Regions from separate parts of the Mus musculus genome. Here region 2 is linked to region 1. A link is a loop called in an ENCODE intact Hi-C map of the cell type or tissue named here. Cell type or tissue: gastrocnemius. All regions are shown on one strand. Links, peaks and the distances in the headings refer to the core of each region. The heading gives the core; the rest is flanking DNA.

Evidence for each region. Hi-C counts contacts between places; a loop is a spot of excess contacts. Peaks named below come from ENCODE experiments on the same cell type or tissue, not always from the same donor. Only the 100,000 strongest peaks of a DNase experiment are listed, where the experiment ranks them.
Region 2: it touches region 1 in a loop (6-fold over the local background); 23 of 42 quality-filtered maps call a loop at or near these places.

Annotation. Positions count from the first base shown.
Region 1 is chr11:45,878,203-45,894,204 of GRCm38, reverse strand. Clint1 (clathrin interactor 1) reads right to left here. Exons shown (of 12, transcript NM_001045520.4): 2 at 10,391-10,495; 3 at 9,777-9,873; 4 at 7,666-7,774; 5 at 6,655-6,819; 6 at 3,406-3,583; 7 at 88-334. Among named protein-coding and RNA genes, the nearest start is that of Clint1, 34 kb to the right of the region's middle. In gastrocnemius, for the core only: a CTCF peak has its summit at 9,915 (motif pointing right); a DNase peak (open chromatin) is centred at 10,727.
Region 2 is chr11:45,745,025-45,761,026 of GRCm38, reverse strand. Gm39816 (a long non-coding RNA gene) reads left to right here and starts at 8,084. Exons shown (of 7, transcript XR_879813.2): 1 at 8,084-8,122; 2 at 8,809-8,937. In gastrocnemius, for the core only: a CTCF peak has its summit at 8,621 (motif pointing left); a DNase peak (open chromatin) is centred at 8,627; H3K27ac peaks cover 696 bases.

The DNA of each region.
Region 1 (16,002 bases), core at 8,743-11,242:
AAAGGCCCCAGTTTACTAAAGCAGGAATTCAGGAAGACAGTTTAGAGAATACGACAAACACGCTGTATAGACCTATGTTGTCTGCACCTTGGCTGACGACTGAGGCGTGTGGGTTGAAGCATTCTGATCTGGGCTGGCTTTGTCCCCCGTGTAATGTGCTGCTGCTCCAAGATCAATGGTTTTGGAAGGGTTTGCTGTGCGCTTGTGCCGGGTTGTGGTGGTCTCTGTGGCCTGTGTGATGTGGATATGCTTCGTCGTCACCGTTTCCTCTTCATCTTTGAATTCACCTTTGGGAGATCTACCTCTTCTTGCTTTCTTTTCCTCATCACTGTCGCTAAAAGATATTAAAAATGAAACAACGTAATGAGGCTTGGGATTACTGTAAGAAGGAGCCCTTAACGATTTGAGTGAAGGAATTCAAATGTGCTAACTCCAAAACTCTACATGTTGTTGACAGGATCGACGCAGTATTATTTAGGTGGCTGAATAACGATGCACATGTGTGAGGGAGGGAAGAGAGATGTTCAAAATTCCCCAGTTAAGTCTAAAATATACCTAAGGGGAGGGTGATATGCAAAAAAATGCCTAAAATACCTCAGTGCTTGTTTCAGACTTAAAACTTATCTAGCAGATAAAACAGCAGCATGCTCTCAGAACTCGGGCAACACACATCCACAGCCTCTAAATATAAGGTGCAAATCTCTAACAGTCCATTCTCTTTCTCTCTCTAACAATACTGAGTTTCTTAAAAGACAGAGTGCCATGTAATCTTAGTTGGTCCCTATCTCACTATATAGCCAGAGATGGCCTTGAACTCCTTGATCTTCCTGTTGCTGCCTCCCAAATGCTGGGTTAGAGGCTGTGATGCTATACCCCGCGTTTACAGCTCCATTTTTAGAACTGTTATGGATTCTCATGGTCTAATCTGAGGAACATAACAAAGGGTGACAAAGATGAGGCACAGGATGCACCCCTGTAGTCCTAACACTTGGGAGGAGGTCAGGAGCTTACGGTCAGCCTTAGTTCCATAATGGGGTCAAAGTCAGCCTGCGCTATCAGAGACTGCCTCAGAGGAAAGAAGCAAAACAGTGAAACTTCAATGGTCAGCTTAAAACAGTGTGCTGTGTCAACTGTCACTTGAAAATGAGCCCAAATATGAAGCAATAATTTTTACAATTGTGCTTCATTTTATTACTGTCACATCAAACATTACGTAACTGTCAATTGTAGAAACTTAAGTGTATTTTAAATATTTCTGAAACAATTATTTTACTCATGTTAACACTGCAAGTCAACCAATCAAAACCCCCACAAAAGCAAACCACTAGGAAGCAGGAATCCAGGATTTCCATATGCTAGGAATGAAAAGAGACTATTCTCTAATATAAAGTCACTGAGTTTTTGTCTGTGTGTGAGCAGGCAGGAGGGAGAGGAAGGAGAAAGTGGGGAGTGACAGAAAGGGAGGAAGAGAGAGCAAGGGACAAGAACCTGAAGTATGCTCCATTATCTATATTACTTAATTGTAGAAGAGACAGTTTAAATTATAAACATCCTAAAGCAAAATGATTGCATTCTCCCCTAAACTATGACATTGCTGATGAACTATGACTCTAATCTAAAGCAATCTCAAACACAAGTCAATTTGGGACTTGTCTAAGTAAAGGATCAGAAAGCGCAGGACCTGGGCTGGCAAGAAGGCTGCAGACAGAGCCCCGAGTCCCATGCAACTCTGTCTACAACATACCGTTTCCTCACTGATCCTTAAGCTGCAACTCGCACACACCACTAACTGGGATTTGGAATACAGTCCAGACCTTTCATCTGAATTCTCTGGATCAGAGGTGTGGGAACTCTTACCCAGCCATCCTGCCTCAGTAGCAGTGTAAGGAAGAGTGACCACTAACTGACTGACCATCATTAGCACCACCCAAGCAAACAGGGGAGGAGAAAAGAAAAGCAGAGTCCAAGGAAGAAAAGAGAAGCCCTAAGGAAAGAATGAGGGAGGTAAAACCAGTGTAGGACTTTACACTGCTGTATCACTAAGACCCTACCTCATCCCCACTTCAGAAATAAAAATGAAATATACAGCTGCTGTATTTTCCAAGTCAGGTCAAAACTTGTGTATAAAATTAATAAGGGAAGACAGCACTTAGACACCGTTTCTCAGGGTTCAGTGTTACATCTGCAGGCCTTTGGTAGAAAGCAGATGTATTTCTATTATGTATTCCTGATATTACTGACCCTTCAAAGATCATGTCCTTACAAGTCTTGAAAAGGGCATTCTAGAGATTTAACGATTCTGGAGCGACGCTGAAAATACACTAAACGTGGGTATTTTGAAACCTATTTTAAAATCTGGTAATGGTTTTATTTGAACTTCACTGCCATGACACACTAATCTGAACTACTATACATTTATGGGTAGGAAAAAGATGCTAATTAGTTAAAAACAAAACAAAACAAAAAACAAACATACAGCAATACCACCACCACCAACAAAAAACCCCAAACAAATAACAAACTCATTTTCCACAGGTTCATGCAGTCTGAGTGGGCCTCAGGTTTTACTTCTTTTGTTTGATGTAAGGTAAATATAATTGCCCTATATCAGAAAATGAAGCTATCAACACAGGCCTGTACTACCTCTAGGTGCCAACTGCACAGGGTTCTTCTGGTCATGTGGGCACAGGATGGTAATACAATGTCTCAGGTAGTGAAATTTCAGCCCTTGACTTTCTCTCAAACTTAGGCTTCATTACCCGTAGCCATTACTTTAGACCACGGAACATCTGATGTCCAAATGTTAGGTGACAATTACACATTTTCGAGGGGGTAGAAAACTTGAGGCCAAGACTGAGAGGCCTGAAGAACAATGCAGAGGACGAGAGAGAGAGAGAGAGAGACAGACGGACAGACAGACGGTGCAGACAGGTTGGAAGAAGAGTCACCACTGACAGCACCTAGAGCTGACCGAGTACCATGAAACCAGGTGACTGGCAACTTCATAAATGATTCCACTTTTTTTCTTTTTTTACACAAGGCATTGTCAAGGAGGTGGCATTTGTTAGTGGAGAATACTGCATGTTCACTAAACTGCACAGAGCCTTTGACATGGTAACCTCCAGCATAAACTGTAGATAACAGAGTATCAATACTGGTTTTTCAGTTAAGAAATGTTATCAAAATAACACAATTATCTTGAAACCGTGAGAAAGGGAAAAGGTGTGTAGCGCCTTCTGTACTTTATGATCAGATTTTCTGTGTCATTTAGATTCCTCTAACAAAATGTGTTTTTTTTTTTAAAAAGTCTAAACTTCAGATAACAGCAATACCTAAAATTTAAACCAAAGCACACAGCTGTGTAAAGGCCGCAGCCCTCAGGCAAGCGGTGGAGAGGCGGCCCACCTGCACCTTTCCGGAGAGTCCTCCCGGTCTTTCCTCCGGAACTTGCTGATGGTGTCGTCGATCGTGCTCCCGATCTTGTCGCTCAGCTCGCCCAGCTTGTCACTGAACGGAAACGCGCTCTTGTTCTTATCCCACTCTTCGTCCCATTTGGACTTGGGCTCAGGATCGTACCGCTCATCTGTGTCAACAACAAAGACAAACAAGTGAGGACATTCCATTCGGAAGGCTCCAGTGCCCTTCCTTCTAATACGGACGGTCTCCTTAAGGGAAAACACATCTCCCACAGGGCCACACAAGTGCAGCATGGTGCAGTCCATGGCAGTCACTGTCAAGAATGCAGATTCAACAGCTTTTCTTCATGATGATGTCACAGCCCCTGAACACTGCTACAGGAGTAATACAAAAGACACTCCACAGACACAAGACTAATGAAAAACTTTCCAGTTTTCTAAAGTCATCCAATGAGTTCAATGACTATTTTATTCTTATCTTAATGGTTCTTCATTTTAGAGAAGTATAAGCCAACAACAATATCTTAAATAGGAAGTAAAGCAAGGTATTGTGGTCTATGCTGTAATGCCCATGCTCAGGAGATGGAGGAGAGAGTGCAAGCTCTAGGACAGCCCAGGCTCCAGCACAACAGGATGTGCTCCCAAAACCCAAACCACAAAGCAAGGTAAGAAGGGGGTGTGGTGGGGGCGGGGCAGAGAGAAGGGAGAGGGAGATGGAGATGAGAATGAGGTAGAGGGGTGAGCACACATTCAAAGCAAGCTAGGCAGACCCGGCGGCAGGAGGCTGTGCTCTAGACTGCTCCAGAGTGAAGCTCAGTGACCATCTGAGCAGGAGTCCAAAGCCGTCCAGTGCAACACAACAGTGAGGTCACCAGCTCAGAACAGGTAAAGAGAAGGAAGAGCAGACAGACGTATGAATGCAGAGGAGGAGGAGGGAAGGAAACTGACGACTAAGCAACTGACTAACCACTTAAGCACTGTTTCCCTAAAAGTACTCCGGTCTGAGATTCATGATCCAATTAGCTGAAAAGACCCCATTCTTTAGTATTAAACTACAAAGACTGCAACTCAGTGGACTGAGACGTGGGAAGAACCCTGTAACTTTATAAAAAGAATTCTAACTCTCCAAATCTGCAGCCTTTAGAACTACAACTATGCCCAGCAGCTCCAAGCTGCTCTGAGTAGCAGGAGCGCCCGAGTACTGGTGCATCTGAGGAGCCTCTGAATGAGTCTGGAGTAAGGTGAAGACTGCAACGATGTAAAACCCAAACACCATGATCTGCACTGGTGCTTGTCTGGAGCTCGGTGGAGATGGAATTATGGACACAAAGAAATTGCCTATCTCCATCTCCAAACTTAACTTAAAAAGCCAAACTGGGATGGAGAGAACTCACATGAGGTTTGAGATGAGAATGCGGGCAGCTTGGGAAGCGACCAAGAAGGGCAGCTAAAGGGAACACTGAGCCCTTGCTGACAGAGTACGATGGCACAGGTGCCCTTAGGGAAAGTTCTTAAATGTACATTGCTGAACTATCTGCCAGAACCTGGAGGTTAAATGTTGCAGGAAAAGTTTACCGATTTTAAAATGTGTAGTAGGAACTAGGAACACAGCTCAGAGGAACGGGCCAGGTCATGTGTGTTAGCTTATGAGCACCTCCACAAGGCTCACCCGAGGGACCTAGCAATGGCTTATGCCAGGCGCACCAGCTGTGGGTGCATGAACTGTCCACAACTCTCTCTCTCTCTGAGTTCTCTTTCTGTTCTTTTCTGCCCTCATCTGTCTGCCTGTCTGTATGTCCACTTGTCTGCCTCTACCGCTTCTCCAGGCCCACATTCTTCTCCTTTCCCCAGTAACTTCCCTTTACACCAGGTCTACTTTATGGCGTAATTTCTCAGGGGCACACCTTGGCACGGGCCCACCAGGTACCCCCTTGCAGCATTATATTTCACAACAGCGTGAAGCCAGTGCTCACACCTAACTGCTGTAGAATGAGTAAACTATCGAGTGGATGAAGGTCATCATTTGATGCCAGAAGTAAACTAGTCAGTTAAAGCTACCGAAAGTCCAAAAACCATCAAAAACTAACAAAGACGGATAACACACCATTCAACTCCACCCCCACACAGAAGCTGAGCCAACCCACTGTGACCTGGTTGGCAAGCTCGCTCAACTTTCTGAATTCTCTGGGTCCAGTTTCATGTAGTGTTATAACAGAATGGGACCCAAGCCCTTGGAGGGAGGAAGTAAGGTGCAAGCAGCAATTGAGCTGCTATCCACTGAAAAAATGTACAACCTCAAAGAATCCAAACGTCCACAAAGCAGATGCAGATGCTGGAGGGGGGGGGAGCCTCCCTGAGTGGCACTAAGGCTGCACTGGCCCGCACATACACACACTGGCCAGGCACTGTCACAGCTCACACGAGATGGGACAGGCCCAAGAGACACACTCTCAAAAAGAATTTTTATCTCCTGTGTTTTAAATCATCTAATGATAATGATAATTTTTATCTCCTGTGTTTCAAATCATCATCTAATGTATGATTTTCACACTAACAATAAATATTAGAAACATCTCAAGTTCAAGCTACCTTGTGGGTAAAATGAGAGAGAGAAACTGGGTCTAGCTGTGCAGCCAGGACGAGTCTCAAATTTACTTCTTGCTCCAGCCTCTCAAGTGCTAGGATTACAGGTGTGCATACCATATCTGGCTTTGAACTGCTCTTCACTGTGTCATTAACAGCAAAGAAAGCACCACAGACACACAAGAGAGCTGACAATACGGTCAGCCATCTTTTCTGACTGGGCTATATGTTGCTTAAATTAAGAGAAGGGAACTGAGGCTTTGTGGACTTACTGTTTGGAACCATAGCTAACCTAGTTTTGAGTTAGAAAGACCAAACTGACTGGTTGGAGCTGTGAAGAGTTTTCTTCTGTAAAAAGACTAATCCTAAAGAGGGTATGCATCCTCTTTACTCTCTAAATTATCTAACTAGCCAGTATCTACCTAACACCCTGTATTTTGGATCCACAATAAAAACAGAAAGATTTAGAAGATCTGGGAAAACAGGAGTCAAAATGATACCACATATATTTTAGAATTCTGTGTATTACTAGAACCCCGCCCCCCACCCCTCCCACCCCCGGATTTTGGTTTTTGGTATTTCACTGACTCTCACGATACAGACAAAGCCAAGTAAGCTGGGACAGCGGTGGCAGTGGCCTGGCCCTGATACTCACTGTATCGGAATCCACCAACGCTGTCTGAAGAGACCCCGACATACTTGTCTTTGTTCTTCTTTGCTTTCTTTCGCTCTTCTCGAAGCCTGTCATCATCCTGTGCAAACTCAACCAGTTCCTTTACTTTCTGTCGAATGTTTATACCTTGATCCTTGCCATGCTCATCTTAAGGACAATTAAGGAGAAAACGAACTGTAAGAACTCCCTTAGTGTGCACCAAACTCAAAAAAGAATAGAAACGAAACTACTTACAAAAATAATGTCAAATTTTAAACTTTTTCAGGAGGCAGATTATGGCATTAAATTCTAATTTGACTTATGACCCTAGACAGCAGAACTAGACAAGATCAATTGATGACCTACTGAAAGGATTACACATGATGACATACGGAATGCACACAGCTCAAAGTGGTTTCTATCATATTTTAACAAATAAAGAATGACCACTCACTTTTAACACTCTGATGGCCCAAAAGCACCCCAAATATCTTGTTTCCCCAAGACTGGGAACACTAATCACTAGGACTTAGTGCAACTAAAGCCTGCTATTTTATAGTAGTCACAAGGAAGACAGGCTCCAAAGGAAACGCTCCCTGCCCTGTGCTGCCTTCACATTCAGAACACACTCTGGCCTCGCGCAGTACAGACTATCTGCTGGGAGGGGGCCTGGCTTCAAACAGATGTGTGTGTTTTGGAGCTCTAACCTTCTCTTCCCACATGATTAAAGCTATTCCTTTATGGACACCACAGGGGACCAGTCTCCAGTGCATATTTTAATATAAACCCCAACACTCATGTTGTGTTGGTTCTGTTGTTATTAGCCAGTCCTTTCTGCAAGCTCCTGTCTTCACTAATTAATACTCTAGGGCCCCACGCCTTGGATTCTGCACTCGTCACACAACCAGCAAGAGTCACATGCTAATTAGAGCAGAGAAGCTTCCAAGCTGGTTCAGGTGACTGACAACTCCAACTACTGTTTTAATTTGCTTATGAGGGTTTTCTATTGCTCACCTACAAAGTGGTAATTTTCCAGGGATCGCAAATCATAAATGTGTTCTCTGGCACTTGTAACAACTCGCTCCGATCCATTTCTTATGAGGTAAGCTAGGAGCAGCAACGACTGTGGAAATATAAAGCACCAAATGACTGAATGGAATAAGCTCTGGAAGAGCAGTGGTACACAGTTACACACAAACACAAACTCCAACATTACTCGATGCTGGTGGTGAGGAGTGTGCCCTCTCCTTTCTGTTTGACCGAAAGACAGTCCGAACTTCATCCTCACGTTCCTAGTACAGAAAATAATTACAAACTACCTAGGCAATGGCTACTTTAAGATTTAAAGTAACTAGTAATTCTGAAGTCTAACACTAGTCAAACAAATCATGGGATTTCCAGGAGTGGCCTGGCTCTCGCTGTTGGCCTTCTGGAGCCACTCCCCTAAGTACTAGGGACATGGGAGGATCCTTTTGTCTTTACAAGACCCTGTAGGACCCTGTAGCAGTGTCCTGTGAGAAAACCCAATTCTGATGCTAATGAGGTTTCAAAAGATTTCAACAGAAGGAAAACTTTGCAAAATTGTTAAGCCAAGGGATGCTAACTAAGTGGGCATGCTAGATGCTGAGTCAGAGGCACCTAGCAATGATGGCCGGGCTGGCATTAGGCAGCAGGGCTCTTCACAAGCTGGTGACGCAGCAGGAAACACTCCTCTGCTTTTTCACCTAAAACTTCATTTCACTATGATTTCAGGTCTGTGCAGGGTGGTGACCCTGAGGGCACAAACTCACACTTAATAGTAAGTAATCTGGGGGGGTTGGTTTCGAAACAGGGTTTCATCATGCCTCTCTGGATGGCCTCTAGCTCACGGTAATCCTCCAGCCTCAGCCACCTAAATGTTGAGAGTGTTGCCCTGTAGCCATTTTACTCAGATTTCCTAATCTTTTGAAAAAGTACAATAATCTTTAAAAGCCCCCATTTTAGAAAAATTATACAATTTATAGAAATCTCAGAGAATATTTTAGGAAACAAACATCATAAAAATCACAAAATTTGCTGGACATGGTGCCACATGCCTTTAATCCTAATAGTTGGGGGACAGAGGCAGACAGATTTCTAGTAGTTTAAGACATAGTCTATATACTTAGTTGGGCTAGCCAGGGCTACAAAGAGAGACTTTGTTCTCCCCAGCACCCTCACCAAATTAGAACAGGGGGGAGGGCTGAAGAGACGGCTTAGTGGATAAAGTACTTACCATGCAAACACTGGTATAGAAGCTTGGATCCCCATCACCCACATAAAAAGCTGGGCAGGCCTGGCTGCCACCTGTAATTCTACTCTGAGGAGACAGGGATCCCAAGCAAGCTAGCTGGATCAGAAAGCTCTGAGTTCAGTGAGACTCTGCTCATAAAATGGAATGCCTGAGGAAGACACAGGAGCAAAGCTCTGGCCTCCCTATACTTCCAAACACACATACAGTGGCACATTACACTCAGACACTCAACAACAGTAACAGTAACAACAAAATTCTAGTTAAAACAGGTTTTTAATTCTGAGAGTCAAAATGTCACGTTGCAAATGTGAACACTGCTGTGGTCTGCTACGTGTGAGAGTGAATCCTTTTGGCGTACAGCATGTTTTGAGAAGCAGGAAAACATGATTAACTAGGAAGACCATCACCTTGCTTTAGAAATACAGAATCAAAATGAGATGAATCCGAGGAAAAGTCCACACACAGGTGAAGCCAGAAGTCTGCACACCTCACTCTCAGTGCCAGTCCCAGCTTATAGACTTCGCTGAGCGGAATGGTGCTATCACCCAACCACAAATTAAACAAAGCTGTTTACAGAGGTGACAAACATGAGACTGGTTTTTAATTTTAAACAGTCAAGTAGCAAACTTGCATATGAGTAGAGATTAAATACTCAAAACACCTCAACAGATTTAGTAGGAAAAAATTTAAGAAACAATAAAAATCTTCAATATTTAGAAGAACATAAGTCTGAACACACTCTGTACTATGAAGGGCTGTTTATGACTGGAAAACAGTGTGTGTCTCGGAAAAGTCTAGAAACTTAGTGGACTACAGTCATGTCAACACTCGCTCTTGTAGGCTTCCACCATACCTTATAAACTCTTCTCCAGTTCTTTTTGTTGTCTTTTAGCATCCGGGACCAAAGCATGTTCATGAGTTCTGGGAACTGCTCATACATAAAGGTAGCCCTGAAAGAGAGGAGTTTCCTTAAGCATCTGTAGTAGCATAAATCTGACAATAGATGGCAGCCTTGCTCTAGGTTCTTTGGACTACCCAAACAGCTTAGAAAAAAAATAAGCCGAAATCAAATTTTAATGACACTCCTCCTAAAACACACTTCCTCTTATTCTTCACAACACACAGCACATCATGAGGAATCACGGTGCCATCCTGCAAGCTTTTTCTTCATGGCCTCAGTGCCCCACATTGTCACCAAGAAAAAAGTGTGTGATTTTTTTTTACTTCAAATATTTTATACGTGTTCTTCAAAATTTGCAAGGAAAGCTATTAAGTCTTGGCTGACGCATCATTAAAAGCTAATTTTTAATGGGAATGGAACCTATATAAAACTCTCCACACTAATCAAAATGGATTATGCAGAACATATGGCTGATAGTTAAACAGGTTAAAACTGAAAGCAAACTTCACTTTCTGTGTAAAGACACTTTGATTCTTTCTGTACTGTTGAGTCAAATTACCACTTACTTGGCAATCTCTCCCATGAGCTGCCCAGAAGGTCCCCAGGGATCATCATTCGTTGCTTCTCGAACCTTAGACTCAATCTCTGAGTAATTCATAACCACATTGGTGCTGCAGAGGGAAAATGCACATGTGCATGTGCACACACACACATATAGATACATAAAGATTAGCATCAAAACTGAGCAACACATGAAAACTAAATGATACTAACGTATGTCTTAATGAGCCACATCTATGGAGTGGGGGGCAGCTCTGCTCACAGGCTACTCCAAAGACACGACATTACACACTTAAGTTATCTTAAGAATTTAGCTTTCAAGAATGCAGAGGAATGTCATCAGCCCTGGCCCAAGTCCAGGAGACATGGTCTGATCTCAAAGACAAACGGACACGCTCAAGTCTATCACAGAGCCAGGATGTTCACCTTCTCTCTGCCCGTGCTTTACAAGAGGTCGGGTTTGTGTTTATAGGAATTCTGTTCTCTTACACTAAATTACAGTGGACAATTCTGTGTGACATTTAAAAAAGACATAACACAAAGAGAATATTCTACAACTGTTTAAAACTATTACCAACATTTCCTTCTGTATCAGTGTTTTTCTCTAACAAAAACTTAATTATTAGTTATTGTAAACCTCACACCTTCACTGGCTACATAATATTTTACTGGGAAATGATATTTAACTTTTCCTTGAGACTTCTAGTTTTTTGACAAGAACATGGGAGACAGAAAACCTGATTCCAACCCCATTTCATGAAGCAGTTTTGTTTTAACCTTGGTTTCAACTGTAGACTGGGAAGAGGCTCTGTACACCTCAAAAGACAGCATAGAAACTGGTGCTGCTCTCCTGCCTGACAGACAGGTGATGCTCAGTTAATAACTGAGAGCCATCCTATAGCAAGAAAGAACGCTTTCAAAGGGTAAGACACAAGACAGCAAAACACTTGATTTTTTTTTTTTAAACAGCCATGTGTATGGGATCTGAAGGAAGAAAAGCCATAAAAATGTGAGTTCATCTGATGTATATAGTTCCCATTACTACTGAATGTGTGTTCTAACAGATGAACACAGCAACACAAAATCAAAACTAATAAATGAGTGAATAAAATCAGATTTAGATAGCTACTACTCATATATCCTCCCTTCTTTTGCTATGTGGCTTTTTAAAAGTCATCAAAAGTTGTTTTCTAAATACGGAAGGATCAAGGCTCAGCGCTTTTAGACCTTGTCTGCTGCCATTCGTTCCTTCAAGGAGTTTAGCTTAGTTAAGTCACTGACAAACAGATCCACATCAGCACTGAGACAGTCACATATAGACAGTTGGTCAGGTCACAGAACAAACAGTGCAGCTCCTACACCGACACCCACAACAGGACTCTACCAAGAAAAGTGTCCCCTGAATGCCAGGGACACCCCCTCCAACTGCACAACTAATGCGATAATATAACTAAAAGTTATTTCCTTAGGAACCCACAACTTTTGGGGCTCTTGAAGACTTTTAATGAATTTTCCTAATATTCCAGAGATGATTCTGTTGACAACAATTTATATATAAATAATGGTGTTGCTCTTCTCCTTAATTTTTATCAACAATGGAAACAAAATGAAGGCAAGCCAGCCAAAACCAGATCTACAATTTAAGATAATACAAAATGATGGATCTGACACTTTTGTTTATTCTGGTGGCTAAAGACTGCATGGTTGTGGGCAGCTAAAAGCATTCAAACGTAGCTGGGAAGATGAACCACACCAAACAGGGTTATAATCCACCCTTGCATTTTGTCACAGAGATCTCCACTATAAGATGAAGGCGCCTGTACTCCATGTCCATGAAATATTTTCACCAGAGCATTCAGCAATGCTAGGGCTCTTGGAACACTGCTTTCCTTGTTCAAGCTACAAAGGCCCGAGGGTCAAATGAGAGCCCTTTAAAGGCTCGTAGCTGAAGGCCTGTGTGTTGGGGCGGTGAGTGTTTAGGAGAGATGGCAGAGATCCAGAAGTTTAAGAATTTCCTCATTTCCTTAACTGAGAAACAAAAGGAGCCATTAAAACATACCGTTGGGTATAAAGGACATCCACAGAAGGATCATATGCTGTTACCAGGACAGCAAAAACCTAATACTTTCATGAGAATGCTGTTTTAAAGCTTTTTTTTTCCTTCTTCAATAAAACTGCTGCTTTCAAAAATGATCAAAAAATGAAGTTGATATCATAAAGAACTCTAGATTAAAAAAAAAAAAAACTTTTTAAAGCTTCATTAAGCCAGAAACAACCGTAACAAACAACAAAGAACCCTGTGTAGCACAGCCTTATTCCATTTCCATTTTAAAGCACCGATTTCTAAAAAGGTAAATAGAGCTTTTGACCCGCTGTTGTTTGGATAGCCTCAATCTTGGACCTATTCTTGACATCAATAACCTTCTAAAAATGAAAAAAAATTCCCTTTAAAAATAAAAATTAAAAACAATTAAAAAAATTTACTTCCCTGTAGCTTAATTCTAAATCTTCCCAGGTCTGGGAGAGATTTGTGTCCTTGTTGATTTCAGTCACTAGAGGGGGCCCTGTAATCAATTTTTGGACACACAAACTCCAAAGAAATGTCTGAACTTGGCTTTGCTGAAGAGCAGGAAAGCAGGCTTCCCAGCACTTGGGCAACTGCCAATCAAGTAGTTTTTATGCTCGTAGCATAAAAGCATGCTTTACTAGAAAATATCCACAGAGCAGAAGGGAAGAAGTGTGGGCACAACTCAGGTCCAGCTGTGAACGGAGGAGCACTGCGGTAGCAAGTATTGTTCCCACTCTGTCTTTTTTCCAAATGGGGTCAAACGGGTTTGTATCTTCACAGAGCACCACCCTTCTAGTCTAAGCTTACAATTCAATGTTCTGTTATATGCAGGTGTACACATTTCACAGGAAGACAGACAGAAACAGACCCAATAACTTAGTTCCAAGCACCAATTTCAAACCATACTATTTCCTTTATACTCCCTCAATTTCCCCAGTCCACCCTGATGAGCATTCTTACACTCTAGCCACGGGAAACAATACAATCCTACTAAAGTGCACAACAAATTCTGTGTGCCAGTTGCCTCCGCTGTAACTGTCCTACAGGTTAGGACACAGGACACTCCTTACACTTGTGATGGTCTTTGGTTTGGATAGTTAAGTGCTGCAGCATAGTAACTGAAGTTTGCACCCAGTGCTGTGGGAATAAGCCACGGGACAAATGCAAATGCCCACAACTGGAACAACACTAAAACCAGTCCTGAGGAGGAAATGTCACCTCTTAAAGCATTGGACTCCTCAAGAACTTCTAAAGGACAGCTGAAAATCCAGTTTTGAAACAGTTTCGCTCCCTGATAAATACCAATCTTCATACTGGCATAGTCACACTCCTGGAACACTTGTGAGACAGAGTTATCAGGATCAAGAGGTTGAGGGCAGCCTGCACTATGTGACAAGCCCCTGTCTCAGGCCACAATCTCTCTAAATGCTGCAGCACTCTAGTGAATACAGGACATCAAGGGCAACAGGCATTGTTCTGCCCAAGGGAACTTCTGTTGAAATCTTGTCTCAGTCACTGACTTTTATTTTTGGTTTGGTTTTTAGCATATATTAAATACAAAGTGTCTGATGAAGAAGAAAAAAGTGGAAGCTAGAAAGATGGCTCAGATGTTAACAGCACTTTCTGCTCTTACTGAGGACGGCTCAGTTCCCAATGCTCATGTTGTGCAGTCCATGCACAAGCTCCTGGAACTCCAGTTACAGGGAGCCTGATACCTTTTTCTGACCTTTTCTGGCACCAAGGCACACATATAAATAAATAGTAAATCTTTTCTTTCTTTTTTTTATTGGATATTTTATTTACATTTCAATTGTTATCCTTTTTCCCGATTTCTCCTCCAGAACACCCTCCATCCCATCCCCCCCCCCCACGCTTCTATGAGGGTGTTCCTCCACCCACCCACCCACTACCACCTCCCTGCCTTTGCATTCCCCTACACTGGGGCATAGAGCCGTCCCAGGACCAAGGGCCTCTCCTCCCATTGATGCCCGACAAGGCCATCCTCTGCTACATATGCAGCTGGAGCCATGTGTACTCTTTGGTTAGTGGTTTAGTCTCTGGGAGCTCTGAGGGGTCTGGTTGGTTGATATTGTTGTTCTTCCTATGGGATTGCAAACCCCTTCAGCTCCTCCAGTCCTTTCTCTAACTCCTCCCTTGGGGACCCCATGCTCAGTCCAATGGCCGGCTGTGAGCATCCACTTCGGTATTTGTCAGGTTCTGGCAGAGCCTCTCAGGAGACAGCTATATCAGGTTCCTGTCAGCAAGAACTTCTTGGCATTCACAATAGTGTCCGAGTTTGGTGTCTGTATAAGGAATGAACCCCCAAGGTGGGGCAGTCTCTGGATCACCTTTCCTTCAGTCTCTGCTCCACACTTTGTGTCTGTATTTCCTACTGTGAGTACTTTGTTCCCGGTTCAAAGAAAGACTGAAGCATCCACACTTTGGTCTTCCTTCTTCTTGAACTTCATGTGGTCTGTGAATTGTATCTTGGGTATTCCAAGCTTTTAGGCTAATATCCACTTATCAGTGAGTGCATACCATGCGTATTCTTTTGTGACTGGGTTACCTCACCCAGAATATTTTCTAGTTCCAATAAATCTTTTCTTAAAAAGAGATAAAAGTAAATTTTCTCCTCTCTTAGACATCGTATTTTCTCTGTCAGTCGTCACATACAGAGAGAGGCAAGAGAACAAGTTGCAGAAGCAGGCCCCTCTTTTCACCAGGGGGATCTCTAACAATACGCTGCAAGTGAGAAAAACTAGACTTCCTGAACAAAACCCTAACATGCTTGGTAGATGAAAACTGTCTACCTTTATGGTTTGAACACTGAAATGTCTTTAAAGACTCCTGACAGTGGGAGCAGTCTGTTATTTTCTCACTATGGGGTAGCCAATATTTACAACCAACTGCATTCTTATTTTGTCAAGATGAGACATTTTTGTGGGCAGTACACTTCAACTCATTGCGTCTACAGAGTTCACAGAAACTATGTGTATGTATGGTTAAGGACACCGACTGAGGCCAGAAGAGGGCATTGGATCCCTGGAATTAACTCACGTTCTCTACAGGTACAAGTGCTCTTAACAGCTAAGCCATCTCTCTGGCCCCAGAGGTGACTTTGAGTCAGTTTTCCCAAGGCCCGCAGCTTGGAGATCATCTTGATCTGTAAAATCAAACCATAAGAGGCTGGGCTAAGAGACTTGAGCCCAACCGCAGAGAGCAGAACTGGGTCATGACAGAACTATAAACTATGTTTTTGTTATAAATTTCCCAGTTGTTTATTAAAATTTGAAACTTTGAACAGAAAGTCTAATAAGAAAGCACTGTGCTTTAGGACTCATGACAGAGGTAACTGCAATGTCCCAGCATAATCTGTTCTCTACAGAAGGACAATCAGCCACTGACAGGAGACGATGGCACCATCTACTAGTTCTAGCCTGTCACTCTCTACAAATTCCAAGAGTGAAAAGTAAGCTGGCTAGGTTAACCTATGCCTATTATTCCAGCACCCACAAGTCAGCCTGGATGATGAACAGGAAGATGCTGTCT
Region 2 (16,002 bases), core at 7,328-9,827, 130 kb after region 1:
AATAATAGTGGGAGACTTCAACACACCACTTCCATCAATGGACAGATCGTGGAAACAGAAACTAAACAGGGACACAGTGAAACTAACAGAAGTTATGAAACAAATGGACCTGACAGATATCTACAGAACATTTTATCCTAAAACAAAAGGATATACCTTCTTCTCAGCACCTCACGGGACCTTCTCCAAAATTGACCATATAATTGGTCACAAAACAGGCCTCAACAGATACAAAAATATTGAAATTGTCCCATGTATCCTATCAGACCACCATGGCCTAAGACTGATCTTCAATAACAACATAAATAATGGAAAGCCAACATTCACGTGGAAACTGAATAACACTCTTCTCAATGATACCTTGGTCAAGGAAGGAATAAAGAAAGAAATTAAAGACTTTTTAGAGTTTAATGAAAATGAAGCCACAACGTACCCAAACCTATGGGACACAATGAAAGCATTTCTAAGAGGGAAACTCATAGCTCTGAGTGCTCCAAGAAGAAACGGGAGAGAGCACATACTAGCAGCTTGACAACACATCTAAAAGCTCTAGAAAAAAGGAAGAAAATTCACCCAAGAGGAGTAGACGGCAGGAAATAATCAAACTCAGGGGTGAAATCAACCAAGTGGAAACAAGAAGAACTATTCAAAGAATTAACCAAACAAGGAGTTGGTTCTTTGAGAAAATCAACAAGATAGATAAACCCTTAGCTAGACTCACTAAAGGGCACAGGGAAAAAATCCTAATTAACAAAATCAGAAATGAAAAGGGAGACATAACAACAGATCCTGAAGAAATCCAAAACACCATCAGATCCTTCTACAAAAGGCTATACTCAACAAAACTGGAAAACCTGGACGAAATGGACAAATTTCTAGACCGATACCAGGTACCAAAGTTGAATCAGGATCAAGTTGACCATCTAAACAGTCCCATATCCCCTAAAGAAATAGAAGCAGTTATTAATAGTCTCCCAGCCAAAAAAAGCCCAGGACCAGACGGGTTTAGTGCAGAGTTCTATCAGACCTTCAAAGAGGACCTAATTCCAGTTCTGCACAAACTATTTCACAAAATAGAAGTAGAAGGTACTCTACCCAACTCATTTTATGAGGCCACTATTACTCTGATACCTAAACCACAGAAAGACCCAACAAAGATAGAGAACTTCAGACCAATTTGTCTTATGAATATCGATGCAAAAATCCTCAATAAAATTCTCGCTAACCGAATCCAACAACATATTAAAGCAATCATCCATCCTGACCAAGTAGGTTTTATTCCAGGGATGCAGGGATGGTTTAATATACGAAATCCATCAATGTAATCCATTATATAAACAAACTCAAAGACAAAAACCACATGATCATCTCATTAGATGCAGAAAAAGCATTTGACAAGATCCAACACCCATTCATGATAAAAGTTTTGGAAAGATCAGGAATTCAAGGCCCATACCTAAACATGATAAAAGCAATCTACAGCAAACCAGTAGCCAACATCAAAGTAAATGGAGAGAAGTTGGAAGCAATCCCACTAAAATCAGGGACTAGACAAGGCTGCCCACTTTCTCCCTACCTTTTCAACATAGTACTTGAAGTATTAGCTAGAGCAATTCGACAACAAAAGGAGATCAAGGGGATACAAATTGGAAAAGAGGAAGTCAAAATATCACTTTTTGCAGATGATATGATAGTATATATAAGTGACCCTAAAAATTCTACCAGAGAACTCCTAAACCTTATAAACAGCTTCGGTGAAGTAGCTGGATATAAAATTAACTCAAACAAGTCAATGGCCTTTCTCTATACAAAGAATAAACAGGCTGAGAAAGAAATTAGGGAAACAACACCCTTCTCAATAGTCACAAATAGTATAAAATATCTTGGCGTGACTCTAACTAAGGAAGTGAAAGATCTGTATGATAAAAACTTCAAATCTCTGAAGAAAGAAATTAAAGAAGATCTCAGAAGATGGAAAGATCTCCCATGCTCATGGATTGGCAGGATAAACATTGTAAAAATGGCTATCTTGCCAAAAGCAATCTACAGATTCAATGCAATTCCCATCAAAATTCCAACTCAATTCTTCAACGAATTAGAAGGAGCAATTTGCAAATTCATCTGGAATAACAAAAAACCTAGGATAGCAAAAAGTCTTCTCAAGGATAAAAGAGCCTCTGGTGGAATCACCATGCCTGACCTAAAGCTTTACTACAGAGCAATTGTGATAAAAACTGCATGGTACTGGTATAGAGACAGACAAGTAGACCAATGGAATAGAATTGAAGACTCAGAAATGAACCCACACACCTACGGTCACTTGATCTTCGACAAGGGAGCTAAAACCATCCAGTGGAAGAAAGACAGCATTTTCAACAATTGGTGCTGGCACAACTGGTTGTTATCGTGTAGAAGAATGCGAATCGATCCATACTTATCTCCTTGTACTAAGGTCAAATCTAAGTGGATCAAGGAACTTCACATAAAACCAGAGACACTGAAACTTATAGAGGAGAAAGTGGGGAAAAGCCTTGAAGATATGGGCACAGGGGAAAAATTCCTGAACAGAACAGCAATGGCTTGTACTGTAAGATCGAGAATTGACAAATGGGACCTAATGAAACTCCAAAGTTTCTGCAAGGCAAAAGACACCGTCAATAAGACAAAAAGACCACCAACAGATTGGGAAAGGATCTTTACCTATCCTAAATCAGATAGGGGACTAATATCCAACATATATAAAGAACTCAAGAAGGTGGACTTCAGAAAATCAAATAACCCCATTAAAAAATGGGGCTCAGAACTGAACAAAGAATTCTCACCTGAGGAATACCGAATGGCAGAGAAGCACCTGAAAAAATGTTCAACATCCTTAATCATCAGGGAAATGCAAATCAAAACAACCCTGAGATTCCACCTCACACCAGTCAGAATGGCTAAGATCAAAAATTCAGGTGATAGCAGATGCTGGCGTGGATGTGGAGAAAGAGGAACACTCCTCCATTGTTGGTGGGATTGCAGGCTTGTACAACCACTCTGGAAATCAGTCTGGCGGTTCCTCAGAAAATTGGACATAGTACTACCGGAGGATCCAGCAATACCTCTCCTGGGCATATATTCAGAAGATGCCCCAACTGGTAAGAAGGACACATGCTCCACTATGTTCATAGCAGCCTTATTTATAATAGCCAGAAGCTGGAAAGAGCCCAGATGCCTCTCAACAGAGGAATGGATACAGAAAATGTGGTACATCTACACAATGGAGTACTACTCAGCTATTAAAAAGAATGAATTTATGAAATTCCTATCCAAATGGATGGACCTGGAGGGCATCATCCTGAGTGAGGTAACACATTCACAAAGGAACTCACACAATATGTAATCACTGATAAGTGGATATTAGCCCCAAACCTAGGATACCCAAGATATAAGATACAATTTGCTAAACACATGAAACTCAAGAAGAATGAAGACTGAAGTGTGGACACTATGCCCCTCCTTAGAATTGGGAACAAAACACCCATGGAAGGAGTTACAGAGACAAAGTTTGGAGCTGAGATGAAAGGATGGACCAAGAAGAGACTATGTTCATAGCAGCCTTATTTATAATAGCCAGAAGCTGGAAAGAGCCCAGATGCTCCTCAACAGAGGAATGGATACAGAAAATGTGGTACATGTACACAATGGAGTACTACTCAGCTATTAAAAAGAATGAATTTATGAAATTCCTATCCAAATGGATGGACCTGGAGGGCATCATCCTGAGTGAGGTAACACATTCACAAAGGAACTCACACAATATGTACTCACTGATAAGTGGATATTAGCCCCAAACCTAGGATACCCAAGATATAAGATACAATTTGCTAAACACATGAAACTCAAGAAGAATGAAGACTGAAGTGTGGACACTATGCCCCTCCTTAGAAGTGGGAACAAAACACCCATGGAAGGAGTTACAGAGACAAAGTTTGGAGCTGAGATGAAAGGATGGACCATGTAGAGACTGCCATATCCAGGGATCCACCCCATAATCAGCATCCAAACGCTGACACCATTGCATACACTAGCAAGATTTTATTGAAAGGACCCAGATGTAGCTGTCTCTTGTGAGACTATGCCGGGGCCTAGCAAACACAGAAGTGGATGCTCACAGTCAGCTAATGGATGGATCACAGGGCTCCCAATGGAGGAGCTAGAGAAAGTACCCAAGGAGCTAAAGGGATCTGCAACCCTATAGGTGGAACAACATTATGAACTAACCAGTACCCCGGAGCTCTTGACTCTAGCTGCATATGTATCAAAAGATGGCCTAGTCGGCCATCACTGGAAAGAGAGGCCCATTGGACTTGCAAACTTTATATGCCCCAGTACAGGGGAACGCCAGGGCCAAAAAGGGAGAGTGGGTGGGTAGGGGAGTGGGGGTGGGTGGTATAGCATTGGTATACCATTGGTATGGGGGACGTTTGGTATAGCATTGGAAATGTAAATGAGCTAAATACCTAATAAAAAATGGAAAAAAAAAAAGAAAGAGTAAACTAAGATGAACAATGGGACTAGGGATATAGTCCAGTGGTTAAGAACATGCCCTGCTCTTGTAAAGGTTATAGGTTCTGTTCATTCCCAGAATGTGCAGGGGAGCTCACAAAAAAAAAAAAAAAAAAAAAGATGGTCTCTCATGATTCCTTGGGTGTGCGCGCCATCTTGGGGCTTGAGTGGGGGTCTCCCCACTGCGGTCTTTCAATCCCTTCTGTAGCAGTAGTTATGAGAGGCTGTGAACTATCTGATATATGTGTGGGGAACTGAACTTGGGTCTTCTGCAAGAGCAATATGTCTTTTTAACTGCGGAGCCATCTCTCCAGCCCAATTTTGTGTAGACATTCTTTTCAAGTAATCTTTCAAATTAGTGTTAATTATACAGCTAACTAGAGACATTGTTTTCTTTTCCAGTTTTGCAGCTTCAGTTTCTTTTCAGGAGTTGTATCGGTGTTGACCATCACAATATGCACAGGAACAGCATTGGGGGAGTCCTACCCTGTGCCTGATTTTCAAGGGATGTTTCTAGTATCTCTCACACAGAATAATGTTTTACTTAAGTCACTTGTTAGTATGTCTGCTTGGTGTTAAATCCTCAATATCCTTTGAGCCCTTCCCTACTTTCTACTGATAAGTATGTTCTATGTTGAGCTTAGTTTTAGAGTCAGCCTCTTCTTTCCAAAGAGTCTTGATTGTTGTTAAGTAGAGACTGGAAAGCAGTGTTTGGGTATCAGGCATACTGACTCTTATTAAATCAGGCTTAACTGTCTATTAGTGGGTAGAATCTCTATTCTATAACACATGTGCATTTATTCCTTTTTCTTCTTATTCATATGCAAAGAACTATAAACACACATGAATACCTCATACCATTTCCCCCCCATATTTATAACTCTTTCCCCAACAACAAACATGGTTTTATGATTATCTATGGAATTATTTTCTTTCTGATATATAATCAGACTTTTGTAATGTTGGCCAAAAATACAAGGAAGGCGTGTGTCTTGGTCACATGTATCATGGTCACACCATGACCATGGCAACTCTTACAGAGTAAAGCATTTACTTGAGGTTGGCTTATAATGTTGGAGATTGCAGTAGAAGAGAGGCACTGGGCCTGGCTTGGGTTTTTGAAACCTCAAAGCCCACCCTCAGTAACACACTTCCTCTAGCTTGGCCACACCCACTCCAACAGGATCACACTTTCTAATTCTTCTCAAGTAGTGCTGCACAGGGAAGGGTGGGTGAAGAAGAGAGAACAAGGGAAGAGTAGGTCAGGAGGGGGAAATGTTTTGAGTAATTTTGTCTTATTTTACAGAACCACCTCTCCCTTTTAATAAAACAAGGGGCAAATAGGCAGGGAAGGGGAAGTGCCCCGTGGAAAACAGACTATGTGGCATCTGCAGTGTGGAGAGGGGCTGAATGGCTCTTAGGAGATGGAACCAGTTACCCTGTCCTCTTGCCTTTCAGGTGGCTCCTGGAAGCCTTTTGCTTTTTTTCTTTACTTTAAAAAGACAGTACTGGAGATTGAACTCAACATCTGCCTCACGCCAGGCAAATGCTGTACCATTGAGCTGTACCCCCAGATCTCTGGCAGCCTTTTAATCAAGTTCTCTGGTTATTGTAAAAAAATAAATCAGAAAAAGCAATACAAGAGAAAGAAAGAAAGAAAGAAAGAAAGGAAGGGAGAAAGAAAGAAAGAAAGAAAGAAAGAAAGAAAGAAAATAAGAAAGAAAGAAAGAAAGCAATCAAACAAGCAGAGACAGAGAGCAAAGGAGTGGAAACAGATTTGACTCAGGAGTGTGATAATAGGTGAAAAGAGGCCTCAGTTTAGAACTGGATCCAATTTCAAATAGAATAGACAAGTGGGAATTCATATCAGATAGCTGTGTGAGGTAGGGTCTATGGATGGAGACCACTAAGTAAGGGAAAACGTCAAGGTGAGAGAGGCTCAGGCTAACCTGAGCTAGCGATGTTGCTGAAGGCCTGCCAAGATCATCAGTATCACTTGTTGGATAGTGGAGAATGAGGAGCCTGATTGGATGCCCAGGGTGATCAGATACCGAGGTGGAGGCCTCCAGTTAAAACAACCTAGCATGGTTCTTGCAAAAGCTGAACAATATGTTTGTAATCATGAGATTATAAAAGTCAGGCCTTTGGGGGGAAAAAAATGTCTGGAGAGCCTGGGTTGAGTTTGGTTAAAAGAATCTTTGTCCCTGTTTTTGAAAGTGCTGCTTTGGAAGGCTGTAAAGATGCAAAGCATGCTTTGTCACTGAGATGCTTGGGGACAGCAGAGTAAGAGTTTGAGTCCCTTTGCTGTTGGCTGCGTGGAGCCCTGGCCCTGGGTACCACTTGTGCACAGCAGCACATCTCTTACTCAGCCTATGCTGGCAGCTGTCCAGGTTAAGACTCTTCCCCAATTCAAAATCAGGCATCATCTCCATGGGTTCCCCGGAGAGTGAGATCTCCATATTTCACATATAACAGTTGTAGGTGTGGCTTGGCCTCTCTAAGCTTTTATTTTTACCTCATCATTTTTTTTTTTTTGAGGCAGGTCTCATGTGAGAGACCAGATCTTGGGTTCAGACTCCATCTTAAGAACCTGACCTAAGGTTGAACTCTCTAGCACCAGTTTCCAGGTTACTTCCCAACAAACGTGTGCATCCAAGTTACAAGCTTGCCCCTGGCACTTCACTTCCTAACGACCACCAATCAGGAGGAAAGAGGAAGTTAAGTTTATGGTTTGGTTCCCAGCACCAGCCAATTATTTTAAAGGGCAACAAAATTCCACTCTAGCCCCCCTCCCAATCAGATGTGTGCCAGGCTAGAAGTCCCCCTTGCTTGTTTGCTATAAATGCTTGCTTGAAACTGGGCTCTGGGCTTCACCCTCTCATCCTACTGTGTCAGAGATGGCAGTGTGGCCTGGGCTCAAACTTGTAAGTAGAGACCTTAGTGTGATGGCCTCGGGGATCGGCTCCTTGGTGGTCTTTTGGGGTTTGTGAACACTGAACGGCACAACACATGTAGTCTAGATTGGCCTTGAACCCATCACACTGGGGGACATGAACAAAGGGTAGGAATTCTTTAACTGTAATCCCCCATCAGGTTAGAGCAAGAAGGAGGGACTGCCATTGCAAGTGATAATCCAGGCTGCATTCCTCCTGGTTTAGTCTCAACAATAGTTTCTTTAGATTTATTTATTTATTTAATGCATATGGGTACACTGTCAGTCTCTTCAGACACACCAGACGAGGGCATCAGACAGCCACCGTGTGGTTTCTGGCAATTAAACTCAGGACTTCTGGAAGAGCAGTCAGTGCTCTTACTGTTAAGCCATCTCTCCAGCCCCAAATGTGGGGATTTTAAACTTATCTTTTACATTTCTTTTAAAAATTGTATTCCTACTATAGCTTGTGCCTATAAAGCAAAATGACCTCATATAAGCAAAGTTAGCAATGACATCATTCTAAAAGAGGAAGTTTTAAAATCTTTAACATCTCCTACTTCTGAAATGGTTTCATTTCTTTTGTATTGTGTGCTTGAGTCAGAAGCCAAGGGAGGTTGCCACACGGACCGGTAATGGCTTGTAAGTCTGTTAATTCATGAATTTCCACTCTGACTCCTCACTGTGTGAAGAATTCAGGTTGCTGCTGGCTTTTGCTGGTTTTAATCCTGTAGAGCAGTGGTTCTCAACCTTCCTAATTCTGTGACCCCTTTACTGAGTAATTTATATGTAAGTCAATTACGTGAGGAATACAGTTCCTCATGTTGTGTGACCCCGGACCATAATGTTATTTTGTTGCTGCTTATAACTATAATTTTGCTACTATTATAAATCGTTATGTAAATGTCTGACATGCAAGATATCTGATATGGGAGCCTTGTGAGAACGACTGCTATAGACAATGTAGTGCCTGCATGTGAACAGAGAGATGGTGAAGTCTGATTGGAATCAGATGAGATCTCTTCCTAGCTAAGAGAGTCTGTTCTTTGAGGGGTGTGGCTTGCTCAGCAGCCTGGGGTTTGTATATGGTACCTGTAGCCTCTTGTCTTTCCCTGAGTCCCTGCTTTGTGCACTGCTCTGACCTCTAGTGGAATTGGCTTGTTAACACATACAGACCAAGTGCTTCCTTCTGCTTTGGCTGGGAGCATGCCTGCCCTTGCATCCTTAAGTCTGCTGCTCCTCAGATTTCTAGGACTTGAGGAGGAGTCAGGATTCCAGATACTGTCTTGAAGTGATCAGGTGGATTTTGACCACTAAATCTTTCTTAGGAGTAGAAGAATCATTCTTTAGAGCAGCTGGAAGCAACTGTCCTTCCACCAACATTTCAAGCGGCCACAGAACTCAGCTTGACCAGTGTTCAGAGAGAGGCCGGGACCCAGCCTGGGAATGATGGGAGGGTAAGCCTCTTTTTGTTCCTGGCATCTAGAGTTACAAGGTCTCTGCCTCTTTGGTCACATGGAGAGACAGGCTGCCTGAGAATGAAATCAACAGTGTCTCTGGAGCCATCATTAAGCTGCACTTCCTGGTCGTGCCTGGATCGAGCCAATGCACTTTTTCTCTCTTTGGCTCATCGCACTGGGATACTGTTCCTTGCATCTGTAAAAGCAATTTCGGTGGCAATCAGGTTAGCTATGACTATTTCATAGGTAGTGAATCAAAACTAACTGTGAAACATATATACTGTGGTACTATTTCTGACCCTCAGCACATTCAAAATTACTGAGGAGTCCAAGGGACTGTTTTGAAATGCCAGACTCCACCCATGAAGGCAGGAAGCAGGTTTGCTAAACTCATCTCTTTCACTCACTGATCGAGAACAAGTCCTCAGTAAATTTTGGTGGAACTCATCGGCAGTTGCTTGGTAGTGCTCACTGATATGGGGATGTAATCTCCATCCCCTGATACTGGCGAACCATTCAGGAGAACGCCTTTTCTCAGTTCTGCTAAAGGGAGAATGAGGCTTACAATTTGGCTCAGGGAAAAAGTGTGTATCTTGCATGTGTGCATGGGGTGAGGGAGGAAGCAATTGCCACTGAAGGTTTAACTGCTGCAAGATTTCTGTGGCAGCCTAGTGGGATGCTCATTGTTTAAATTCTTTCAACATTCCTATGTTTAAGAATAACCAAAATGAAAAGCTACCCAAAGAAAAATGGTTATCAATATCTAGTGGGTACTTCATGTTTATCCAACCCAAAACAAACTTTCAATTCTTGAATCATAGGGTGAATGTCAGATAAAGCCAACTGCTTACAAAGTAAGTATTCATTTTCTACAACAACAACAACAAAACTCCCTAGAGTCTTCTTTAAGGAATAGGAATATAGCCTCAGCTACTGGGAAAGTTGGGGTAACAGAATTATTTGGACTTGGAGTCGGAGGTCTGCCTGGGCAACCTTGTAGACTCTTATTTCAAGAGAAAGAAGCAATATAAAACGATAACAGTAATTAAAGTAATCCAAGAGGAGCCCAGCGGGGATGGCTCAGCAGTTAAGAGCACTTGCTGCTCTTCCAAAGGACTCGGGTTCAATTCCCAGCACCCACATGACAGCTGATAACTTTCTGTAACTCTCCTTCCCAAGGGCTCCTTACCCTCTTTTGGTTTCTGTGGGCATGAGGCATGCATGAGGTGCACAGACATAAATGCAGGTAACACAGCCACACCTATAAATAATAAAACATCTTAACTAATGACCCTGTAAAGAGACAATTTAAGCTGAAGAGGTAAGAGGAAATTGGAATCAGCTCAGAGTGTAGATTCTTCCCTTTTGCCTTCCTGCCTGCCCCTGTCCTTTACTTTGCTAAGATAAAGAGGCTTTCATATTATAACATCATTGCTGAATTTGGGACCACAGACAAGATGGTAAGATTTATCCATGATGTGATCACCTAACAACAGTGGTCAACGTGACTCAAAACTTCACACTTTATAGACACTGGCAAGCTGAAGCTATACAGCCCTAGGGAGAATTTCCGTTGTCAGCACAACTTATTGATGAGGAAGCTGACCAGGCAGAAGAAAGGAAGTTTCTTCTGCAGAGCAAATGCCAGCTCCACCCAAGAGCCACAGGGGAGTCTGCACTTGAACTCAAGGGCTCTGTAGCTTTTCCTCATCCACACTCTGAGTGCAGCCTGGCTGGGGAACTGGTTCTCTTGAACTAGTTCACTATCCTTTCATATAGTTGGGGCACTGTGGCTCATTGGATCAGTGCTTGCCTTGCTATGTATCAGGCCCTGAGTGGGAGTCCCAGAATGGCAAAATCCCCTCAAAATCCTTTCATATTGATAACTGCAGAATGCACACATGTGCTCTCTCTCTCTCTCTCTCACACACACACATACACACACATACGATCACACACACACACACACACACACACACATATATATATATATATATATATATATATATATATACACACACACATGACACATGTACAAGTATAACATTTGTACAATAACTTTATTCATGGCGCTTTATGGCTTAAACACTATCTACAAAGGGCTGAATTTGATGGCACACTCCTTTAAGTTTAATACTTGGGAGGCAGAAAGTGGCTGAATTTGATGGCACACTCCTTTAAGTTTAGTACTTGGGAGGCAGAAAGTGGATGATCTCTGTGAGTTTGAGGTCATCCTGGTCTACATCGAGTTTCAGGACAGCAATAGCTACATAGAGAGACCCTGTCTCAAACAAAACAAGCAAAACCCCCAAACAACAACAAAACTGTATATGAAAAGGGCTGGAGAGATTGCTCAATGATTAGAATGCACACTGCTCTCACAGAAGATCCAGTTGGTTCCCTATATAGGGCAACTCACCACTGCCAGTAACTCCAGTTCTCTTCGGGGCTGGGGCAATAGCTAGGTTGGTGAAGGATGATGGGTAAGGATGGTGGCCTGACTCAAATCCCCAGAACCCGCATGAGCCATTGGATGTGGGGCATATGTGTATGATCAGCGTTGGTGAGGTGGAGTCAGGAAGCTCAGCCAGCCTAGCCTACTCATTTTGAGCTCTGTGTCAGTAAGGAATTCTGTCTCAGGAAACAACAAGCAAGCAACAAAAGCGGGTGTCTGGCACTCAAGGAATGAGATCGGAGGGTTGTTCTTTGGCCCCTATACGCACTTATTGTTCACGAACACTGTCCCCACAAGTATATACAACAAAATAGGCTCTTTGCAGATGTAAACAAGTTAAGATGCAGCTTTTGTAAGACACACCCTAAGACTGCTAGTATCTCTTAAAGAAAAGGATACTGCCACTTGAAGCTGATGCGAAGGAAGCCTTTCCAATGACCTAGGGAACCAGATGATAGGTCGAGGCAGGGCAAGGTACCTGAAATCTCAGAGTGTGGCCCTGGCTGGCATCCTGATTTCAGACTTGCAGCATCCACAGCCGTGGGAGAATAAACCAGAGTTGTTTTCTGCCACTCAGTTTGTGATAAGTCTGTTATAGTGGAAAAACAAGTAAGACCCCAATTCCCTTTTAGGGAGCCTGGGCATTACCCTAAGGATTGGAAGGCCATTAGCTCAGCATAGACTCCGTTTCTCTCTGTTTGCCCCTCTGTGGTTTTCCACCCGGTGAGCACACAGGGTTTCCCACGTGGAGGCGCATGCGTGATCTGCAGGCGCTTTCCTGCGCTTTTCCGGATTATTTAGGCTGGGTGCAAATTGCTTCTTAGGCGATTATTAGGGTACAACCCCTCGTCTTTGCATTATGCTTTTCCTTCCTTCCTTCCTTCCTTCCTTCCTTCCTTCCTTCCTTCCTTCCTTCCTTCCTTCCTTCCTTCCTTCCTCCCTCCCTCCCTCCCTCCCTCCCTCCCTCCCTTCCTTCCTTCCTTCTCAGTATTTTCTCTTCCATCGGTCGTTTTTCTTGGAATGTTTTGCTTAACCCCCTGCCAACTTTTGTAAGACTATGTTCTGGTGGATTTATGTCTGTGGTTCTGGACAGAGTAGCTATCAATTGTCCTTTCCCTGGGTACGGGTGTTGAACTTCTATCAATGAGGTAAACTGTTGTTGCTGCCGTAACATGGTTATTTAACTAAATACCACATCTCTTTTCTATTTTAACCTGTAGCTTTCGAAACATACTTACCTAATTTAATATCCCTCTTTAACCGTAGGGTGTCACATGGCTCCTGTTATTTACCCCCCCCCCCCAACTCTCATAATTTCCTTCCAGCTTGATGAAATAGCCTTGTTTCTGTGAGAGCACTGTTTCTTGTGGATTTAGTTAAGAATTTTGTGTTTTACAAATACAAAAGAATAGCTTTGCCCCTGTGGGTTGATTACGCTGTTGAATGAGGGCTTGGGGGATGATGGTGGTGGTGGTGATGATGATGTGTGTGAGATAGATAGATAGATAGATACATAGATACATAGATACATAGATACATAGATACATAGATACATAGATACATAGATACATAGATACATAGATACATAGATACATAGATAGATACAGACAGACAGACAAGGACTCACTTTGCAGCTCAGGCTGGCCTACAACCTGTTATGTAGACTAGGCTGGCCTCAAATTCACAGAGATCCTCTTGCCACCTAGCACCATGCCAGGCTGACACTCCCTATCCCCATAGACTCTCAGTGAGGAGTGGAGCCTTCGAGCCCCTCCCCCACACATGATGAAAAGCTGACCAGTGTTCTTGAGTGGATAATTCCAGCTGCAGTAGTTGACTAGTGCTTTGGCCCTGTGAAGGGGACAGTGTTTCACAGCACCTCTGCTAACTCTGGCTCTCACACTGCTTTTGTCTCTCTTCTGTGATGTCTCCTGTGCCCTCTTTCTGTGTTCTGAGGAGGCTTTGTGTCTTTTTAGTCACAGTGCTATTAAAGGAGGCCTCTGCTTTCTGAGCATTTGACTCTGGAAACAACGGCATTCCAAGATTACAACTGTATGATGGAGACTGCTGGTGACGTCATTACCTATATCCTAGACATTATTAAATGTCCTTCTCAGATGGAAATCCTAGGACATGAATTGAAACACCTGAAAGTGCACAGTTGCACTGAATGTGTGACAGGATTGTTGGAGTCCTTTTGTCCTGTGGTGCCAAGGTAATGTGTTCAACACTTTCTGCCCATTTCCAGCCCTTAGTCACAGACACAAGCTTCGTTCTGTCACTGTGGGTTTATCTGTTTTGGAGATCTCATGTGAACGAACTCACAGAACGTGTGCTTTCCATGCCCTGCTTTGGCTTAGTGTAATGCCTTGAAGTTTCATCTATGGTATTATGTGTGTCCGTAATTCATTCCTTTTTACAAATGTGTAAGAATCCAGTGTGTGTTTGTCTATGCAGTCATCTATTGATGGGCATTTGTGATATTCTCATTTTCAGCTGTCATGAATAGTACAGCTATGAACATTCTGCATTATATATGTATATATATAATACACACACACACACACACACACACACACACATATCATGTGGGCCTTGAACTCACCATCCTCCTGTCTCTGTCTGTTGAGAGCTGGGATCCAGGAACTGCACCCAGCATCCATCATGTTTTCTGAGACAGTGTCTCATGTAGTCCAGGCTGGCCTCAGACTTGCTTTATAGCAGAGGATGATTTTGAATTACTGATCCTCCTGCCTACATCTCCCAAGGTCAGGGATTACAAGTGTGTGCCCCTGTGCCCAGTTTATTCAGTGCAGGGGATAAACCCAGGTCTCTGAATGCCGAGCAAGCACTCCACCGGCTGAGCCACAGCCCCATGCAGTCTTCATCCTCTGGTGATATTCTCTATCATTTGAGGGTTTATTTTATAATATATACTGGTTATTACCCTCATTTTGCAGATGGGGAAACTGAGGCTTGTAAAACGCAAAGCATCTTTGCAAGTTATACATCACTAAGCGATAGACTATAAATCTCTGTGATTCTGAAAGTTGAAATTTGTCACAATTATGTGCCCCTATTTGAAATTTTTTCCCTTCTGATTTTATTGAACAGTTACATTACTGCATCAGAGTAGATGGAGTATATCATATGGCAAAGGTTATGATTTTATCAAACTCTGATTTATCTGTGCATTGATAAACACACATGTCTTTCCTGGGTCATGATGCAGTACGTATGATTGTGAACTGGAGTCAAAGGCTGCCAACACACTGCTCTGAACTTTTTATGTGTGTGCATATGTGTCTGTGTGTCCAAGTCTGACAAACTTCTTGGAATTATCCTTGGAATTCACAAGTCAGAAATCCCTCTCCCCCAGGCGCAACTTCCCTCTACACAGCCACCACTGCCCCACCCTACAGGCTTTCAACCAGCATTTGTTTGCAGAGAGGCCAATGTCTTTGAAGTTTATTTCCCCTCAATTATTAAATGACAATGGTGTACTTTTTCTAGGTGATAGTCCACATCATCTCACTTAGCATGACAGACCCGGAGTGCTCTTTTTGTCTTTATTAGCTCCCACATCAGAAAGACAGGCCTCTGGAGGAGTCTAAGAGAGAGACATCTTCCTTCCTAGAATGGTAGTCCCCAAGGAACTTCTGGAAAGGGCCCCCATGGCTGTGCCAATGATGATTTCCTGTAGTGAACGGCGGGTTTTCTGCACATCAGTCGCTGTCTTGTAGTGGTTCTCTAGGGAGCACTTCAAAAGCCAGTCTGAAAATGTGTTCTGCAAAACATAGATTTTTATTATTAATAATGAGAATGTATTAAAGTTGTCAAGTTGTTGGTCGGCAGACTCCAAAGTGGCCTTTTAGTAAACTTGAGTGAATTATGGTCTAAATCTATAAACCATGATTAGGATGTTGAGTTTTTATTTATTTTAGAGGCAAGAGTTGTGTCACTGAAATGGTTTAGAAAAAGCCAGAATGTCCAGAGGCTCTTAAAAAATCTTTACATATGTCTTTATTATTTTTTAAACATTTAATTGTTAAATATACTTTCACTGTGTGTATGTGTGTGCGTATGTGTGCATGTGTGTGTGTGGGTATGTATACCCAAGGATAACAGGTGTCATTCTCTATTAGTCTTTATCCTATTGTCTTGAGAAAAGATCTTCCACTAAACTTGATCTTTGCCATTTCTGCTAGACTCATGGCCAGAAAACCCCAGTGCTCATTCTGGTTCTACCTCTGTATGATGCTGGGGTTTGCAGGTGTGGGTATAGCTATGTCTGCTGTCTTTTTAAGCTGGGTACTGGGATCTGAACTTGGGTCCTCATACTTACATAGGTACTCTTACCCACTGAGACATCTTCCCAACTCCTCTACATACAAATGCTCAAGTGTAAAGGCATTTTAATCCAGTAACATGGCTACTTTGATCACATCCAGAGATCTTCTAGGTCTGTTCTAGGTCTGTGTGATCTGACTGGAATACAGACACATCCTTAGTACACGCCTTTAATCTGTAAAGCTTAGTTTGTAGAAGGAAGCAGCCATGTTTGAAAGTAACATCTAATTGAGGGGCAGACAAAGTGATGAATCACA